Linked DNA regions of Homo sapiens: region 2 is linked to region 1. A link is an interaction called in ENCODE POLR2A ChIA-PET data of the cell type or tissue named here. Cell type or tissue: PC-3. All regions are shown on one strand. Region 1 holds the start of LOC105378179 (a long non-coding RNA gene). Region 2 overlaps KLHDC2 (kelch domain containing 2).

Region 1 (2,500 bases):
GTAGAGACGGGGTTTCACCGTGTTAGCCAGGATGGTCTCGATCTCCTGACCTCGTGTTCCGCCCGCCTCGGCCTCCCAAAGTGCTGGGATTACAGGCGTGAGCCACCGCGCCCGGCCAGCCGTTTGCTTTTTTAACAGTGCAAAAAACAAGGCCGTGTCTGGCTATATGGGGCTTTGCTTGTTCAAAATGTAACCTCTATACGGCCGCGCGCAGTGGCTCACGCCTGTAATCCTAGCACTTTGTAAGGCCCCGGCAGGCGGATCACTTGAGGGCAGGAGTTCGAGGCCAGCCTGGCCAACATGGTGAAACCCCATCTCTACTAAAAATACAAAAATTAGCCTGGCCTGGTGGCGCGCGCCTGTAGTCCCAGTTATTCAGGAGGCTAAGGCAGGAGAATCGCTTGAACCCGGGAAGAGGAGGTTGCAGTAAGCCGAGACGTGCAACTGCATTCCAGTCTGGGCAAGACTCCGTCTCAAAAAAAAAAAAAAAAAAAGTAACCTGTATGAAAGTTAATTTTGTGGCACTGAACATTGGAGTAGATAATAACCTCATCTGAAATGGGATGTCTCAATCTGTCTACAAAAAACTCCATGCCATAGAGCTCAAAAGTTTGTAAATTAGTCCTTTGGAGACGTTAAAGAGCATGGAGTCATACGAAAAGGCTTTCTGCCCTGGTAAGGGAAGAAAGCTTGTGGGCAGGTTGAGTCTGGTCCTTGAGTTCTCAGCTCTCACCAGGGAAGGGGTACCAGACAAAGCTGAGGCTGAACTTGAGCCGCACAGGCCCTGATTGCTGGGCCGTGAGAGAACACCCGAGGAGGGGGCCCAACGCACCTGAAGAAAAGACGACGTGGAGGTCATAAACGACCAAGAGAAAGGGGCGCACCGCGGACACTATCGCCAGCCGGACCCCAGATCAAGAGAAATAGAAGAGGAGCCGGGGTCTCCAAACACTACAGGCTGGGGTCCCAGGGCAAGGGACTGGGCCGCCGGCGGAAGCGTCGGGGAGAGGCGGGACTGTCGGCGGGGTGTGGGAGAGGCGGGGCGTGGGAGAGGCGGGGCGTGGGAGAGGCGGGGCCACCAGCAAGTGGGCGGGCGGGAGGCGGGGCCGCAGTTGGGGTGTGGAAGAGGTGGGGCAGCCAGCAACTGGGAGGGGAGGGAGGCGGGGCCGCCGGCGGGGCGCGGTGAAGAGGCAGGCTGCCAGAGTGCCTGGCCGACAAATTACCCAGCGTGAGCTCGGTCACCTGGGTGTGGCGGTTCAACCCTGAGCTACGTCCTCCCACGGCGCCCGGAGTTTCCCCACCCTTGACACAATGCCTATTCGCAGCTCGCTGCAGCGGAGTCATCTACTGCTGCTGGCAGGATTTTCATTGCGACGGGTTGTTATGTGCATTTCAGGACATACCCCGTGGGTTGTCCCTGATTCAGTTACATTTAATAAACGAGCGGTGGATTAACCGGAATTACAGTTTGACAGAAAACACGTTTTCTTCTCGACAACACCCTGCGTGTAGGAAGAGCCTTTAATATGGTTGATACACAATATTTAATCGATCCAGAAACACATTTCTTGTGACAGGCTTTTAAATATCAGAATAAATCCTAAGAGTGAACAGTTGAAGTTACTTATCCAATGTTACACTGCTAGGCCTATAAATAAACTTGCGGGGTCTATTTTCTCCCATTTGAATATGCTTTGATTTCCATATGACAGTTCTGCCGAAATGTTTTGACATTTTAGATCTTAGTAGAACTCCATTACAACACGACTATTTATTACGTTGATTCTGATCTGACGTGTAATAAATCATGTCCCCAAACCAAAACTCCATACATTAATATCCTGATATTTAACACACTTTATCCAACTATTGATTCTATCTGTTCACACCAATGTGGTAAAAGCTTTATGTTGTATTTAATTTATTCATTTTGAAAATATTTAAAATGCTTCATTTTCATTAGCTAACTTTGAAGAGTGCTTCTTTTGTTTGGGGACTCTGTAGATTTAGGCTAATGTCACCATTCAGAATAATTGGCAAATTGATTTGCCTTTCTTTGACTTTCTATTCTCCAAGCTGATTATACGCTGAGGTTAACACATTTGAACTGGCCGGCCGGTTGGGTGGCTCACGCTTGTAATGCCAGCACTTTGGGAGGCGGAGGTGGGTGGATCACCTGAGGTGAGGAGTTCGAGACCAGCCTGGCCAACATGGTGAAACCCTGTCTCTACTAAAAATACAAAAAATTAACCGGGCGTGGTGGCGGGCGCCTGTAATCGCAGCTACCCGGGAGACAGAGGTTGCAGTGAGCCGCGGTCGCGCCATTGCACTCCAGCCTGGGCAATAAGAGCGAAACTCTGTCTCAAAAACAAATATATATGTGTGTGTATATATATATATATATATATATATATATATATATGTGTGTGTGTGTGTGTGTGTGTATATATATATACATATATATTTGAACGTGCCTAGATTGTGGTAGGAAAACAAATAC
Region 2 (2,500 bases), 88 kb before region 1:
TACAACTGTTGTCTAGAAGTCTACACTCCCAACTTTTAAAAGCTCAAGTGCCTTACATATTCTTATCCCATATCCAGAGTAGACATAGGTATTTTCCCTGTTTATAAAAAGTTCACTAACTTGCTTATGTGCCTCTAATAGGGTAAAGCACCTTCACCTCGTGCTGCCCATGCCTGTGCAACTGTCGGAAATAGAGGCTTCGTGTTTGGAGGCAGATATCGAGTAAGTATTCAAACGACTTCAATGACTTGCTTTTGAATTCTTCAAAATGATAACTTAATTATCCTTTTTTAGGATGCTAGAATGAATGATCTTCACTATCTTAATCTGGATACATGGGAGTGGAATGAATTGTAGGTATCACTTTAGATACATTTTTCCAAAATTCAGATTGTTTTTACCCTATATTCCCTACTATTGGTATATAATGTCCTTGCTTAACTTTTCTTTAACTATGAAATTAAATAAACATAATTACTAGGTCCTTAAGGAATGAATTTTATTTTTGTGTTTCCAGTTCCTGTAACTATGTGCCTAGTACATAGCATGTGCTCAGTGTTTGTTGAAAGGAAAAGGTCTGAAGTTGATTCTAACGTCAAAGAAAATATTTCAGTATAAAGCATGTAGTTTATACCAAGAAGCCTTTTTAAACTTAAGGTCTCTTTTTTCATAACATGTACATATAAATTTTAAAAGAAAACTTAAAAATACAGTAGCTGCTTCTAAATGCAGATATTGTAACTTAGCTATTATTTTCAGAATTCCACAAGGCATATGCCCAGTTGGTCGATCTTGGCACTCACTAACACCAGTTTCTTCAGATCATCTTTTTCTCTTTGGAGGATTTACCACTGATAAACAGCCACTAAGTAAGTCCTTGAAAAATATGATAATGAAATCATCATATATCATCCATATCTAATAGCTGAAAATGAGTCTATTAGAGACTGATGAGACGGCTTATAGGGTTGGTTGGAAGGTTTGAAATTAATTTTGATCCTGTAACATAGCTGTAATTGTACTATATGGCATACTTCTGTTCAATAAAGAACCTGGAGCACTTAAGAGCCCTGCTGAAGGGCTACAACATGCAAAGGGCTTACTTGGCTAATTGCAGGGGGGGGAAAAAAAAGAAAATATACTCTCTGTATCTGCTCATGATCTATTACCTTTCTTGCCAAAGCTGTGCCCTTTAAATGTCAATGTCATATTGACAGACTAACATACTTCATTTCTTTGCTTGAATCAGGTGATGCCTGGACTTACTGCATCAGTAAAAATGAATGGATACAATTTAATCATCCATATACCGAAAAACCAAGGTATTTAAAAGCAATTCATATACTGAATATGCATAAGACATAAGAATTGAGGTTTTGGCTGCATTATATCCAGCATTCTTATTTATAAAAATCTCAGCATTCACTAAGGTTTGAAATACTTCTCAAAGAAAAGAAAACCAATGTTATCCTAGTATCGAATGATCTCCTTTCCGTCATCTGTGCATGAAGAGTAGGGCTGGATTTTTATTTTTGCTTCTTCCTTCTGTTATAAAATTGACACATAGTTAAAATATACAATCAAGCTTTTCACTTCAATGAGTTGAACTGCATCTAAGTTTATTAAAAATGAGGGTCGGCCAGGCGTGGTGGCTCATGCCGGTAATCCCAGCACTTTAGGAGGCTGAGGCAGGTGGATCACCTGAGGTCAGGAGTTCCAGCCTGGCCAACATGGTGAAACCCCGTCTCTAGTAAAAATGCAAAATTAGCTGGGCGTGGTGGCGTATGCCTGTATAATCCCAGCTACTTGAGAGGCTGAGGCAGGACAATTGCCTGAACCAGGAAGGCAGAGGTTGCAGTGAGCTGAGATCGTGCCTTTGCACTCCAGCTTGGGCAACAAGAGTGAAACTCTGTCTCAAAAAAAAAAAAAAAAGGGGGTAGAGGTGCTGGAATGGGTAAAATGTTTAAACCTTAATCACATGGGAGGCGAGGTACAGTGGGATTACAGGATTACAGCTGTAATCCCAGCACTTCTGGAGGCTGAGGCAGGCAGAGTGCTTTAACCCAGGCATTCAAGACCAGCTTGGGCAACTTGGCAAAACCCCATCTCTACAAATAATAGAAAAATTAGCTAGGTGTGGTAGCATATGCCTGTAGTCCCAGCTATTCAGGAGGCAGAGGATGTAGTGAGCTGAGATTGCACCACTGCACTCCAGCCTGGGTGATAGAGCAAGACTCTGTCTCTTAAAAAAAAAAAAAATACATGGGGAAAAAACAAGAACTGTCAATTAGACTTGCAGTAGCACTGTATAACAAAGATGAAGAAATCAAATCATCCAAAAAAAGCTTATTAAACACTGATAATTTTCTCTTGTTAATCTCAGAACAAAATGCTAAAGGAAATGATACAGTCAAAATTCATGTTCAAAGCCTGCATTTTTTCCCCAAGTATCTAAACCAAGTATAGTCATGCAAGTAAGACTTCATTTGCACAAATGATC

The links. Peaks named below come from ENCODE experiments on the same cell type or tissue, not always from the same donor. Only the 100,000 strongest peaks of a DNase experiment are listed, where the experiment ranks them.
Region 2: POLR2A ChIA-PET joins it to region 1 with 10 read pairs; 10 of 35 experiments call an interaction of 5 or more read pairs at or near these places.

Annotation. Positions count from the first base shown.
Region 1 is chr14:49,867,154-49,869,653 of GRCh38, forward strand. LOC105378179 (a long non-coding RNA gene) reads right to left here and starts at 1,017. Exons shown (of 3, transcript XR_943839.3): 1 at 833-1,017. RefSeq lists a silencer at 1,042-1,231. In PC-3, no CTCF peak of the experiment used is centred here; a DNase peak (open chromatin) is centred at 1,258; H3K4me3 peaks cover 1,565 bases; H3K27ac peaks cover 1,512 bases.
Region 2 is chr14:49,779,454-49,781,953 of GRCh38, forward strand. KLHDC2 (kelch domain containing 2) reads left to right here. Exons shown (of 13, transcript NM_014315.3): 7 at 142-222; 8 at 295-353; 9 at 760-869; 10 at 1,250-1,322. Among named protein-coding and RNA genes, the nearest start is that of KLHDC2, 13 kb to the left of the region's middle. In PC-3, no CTCF peak of the experiment used is centred here; no DNase peak of the experiment used is centred here.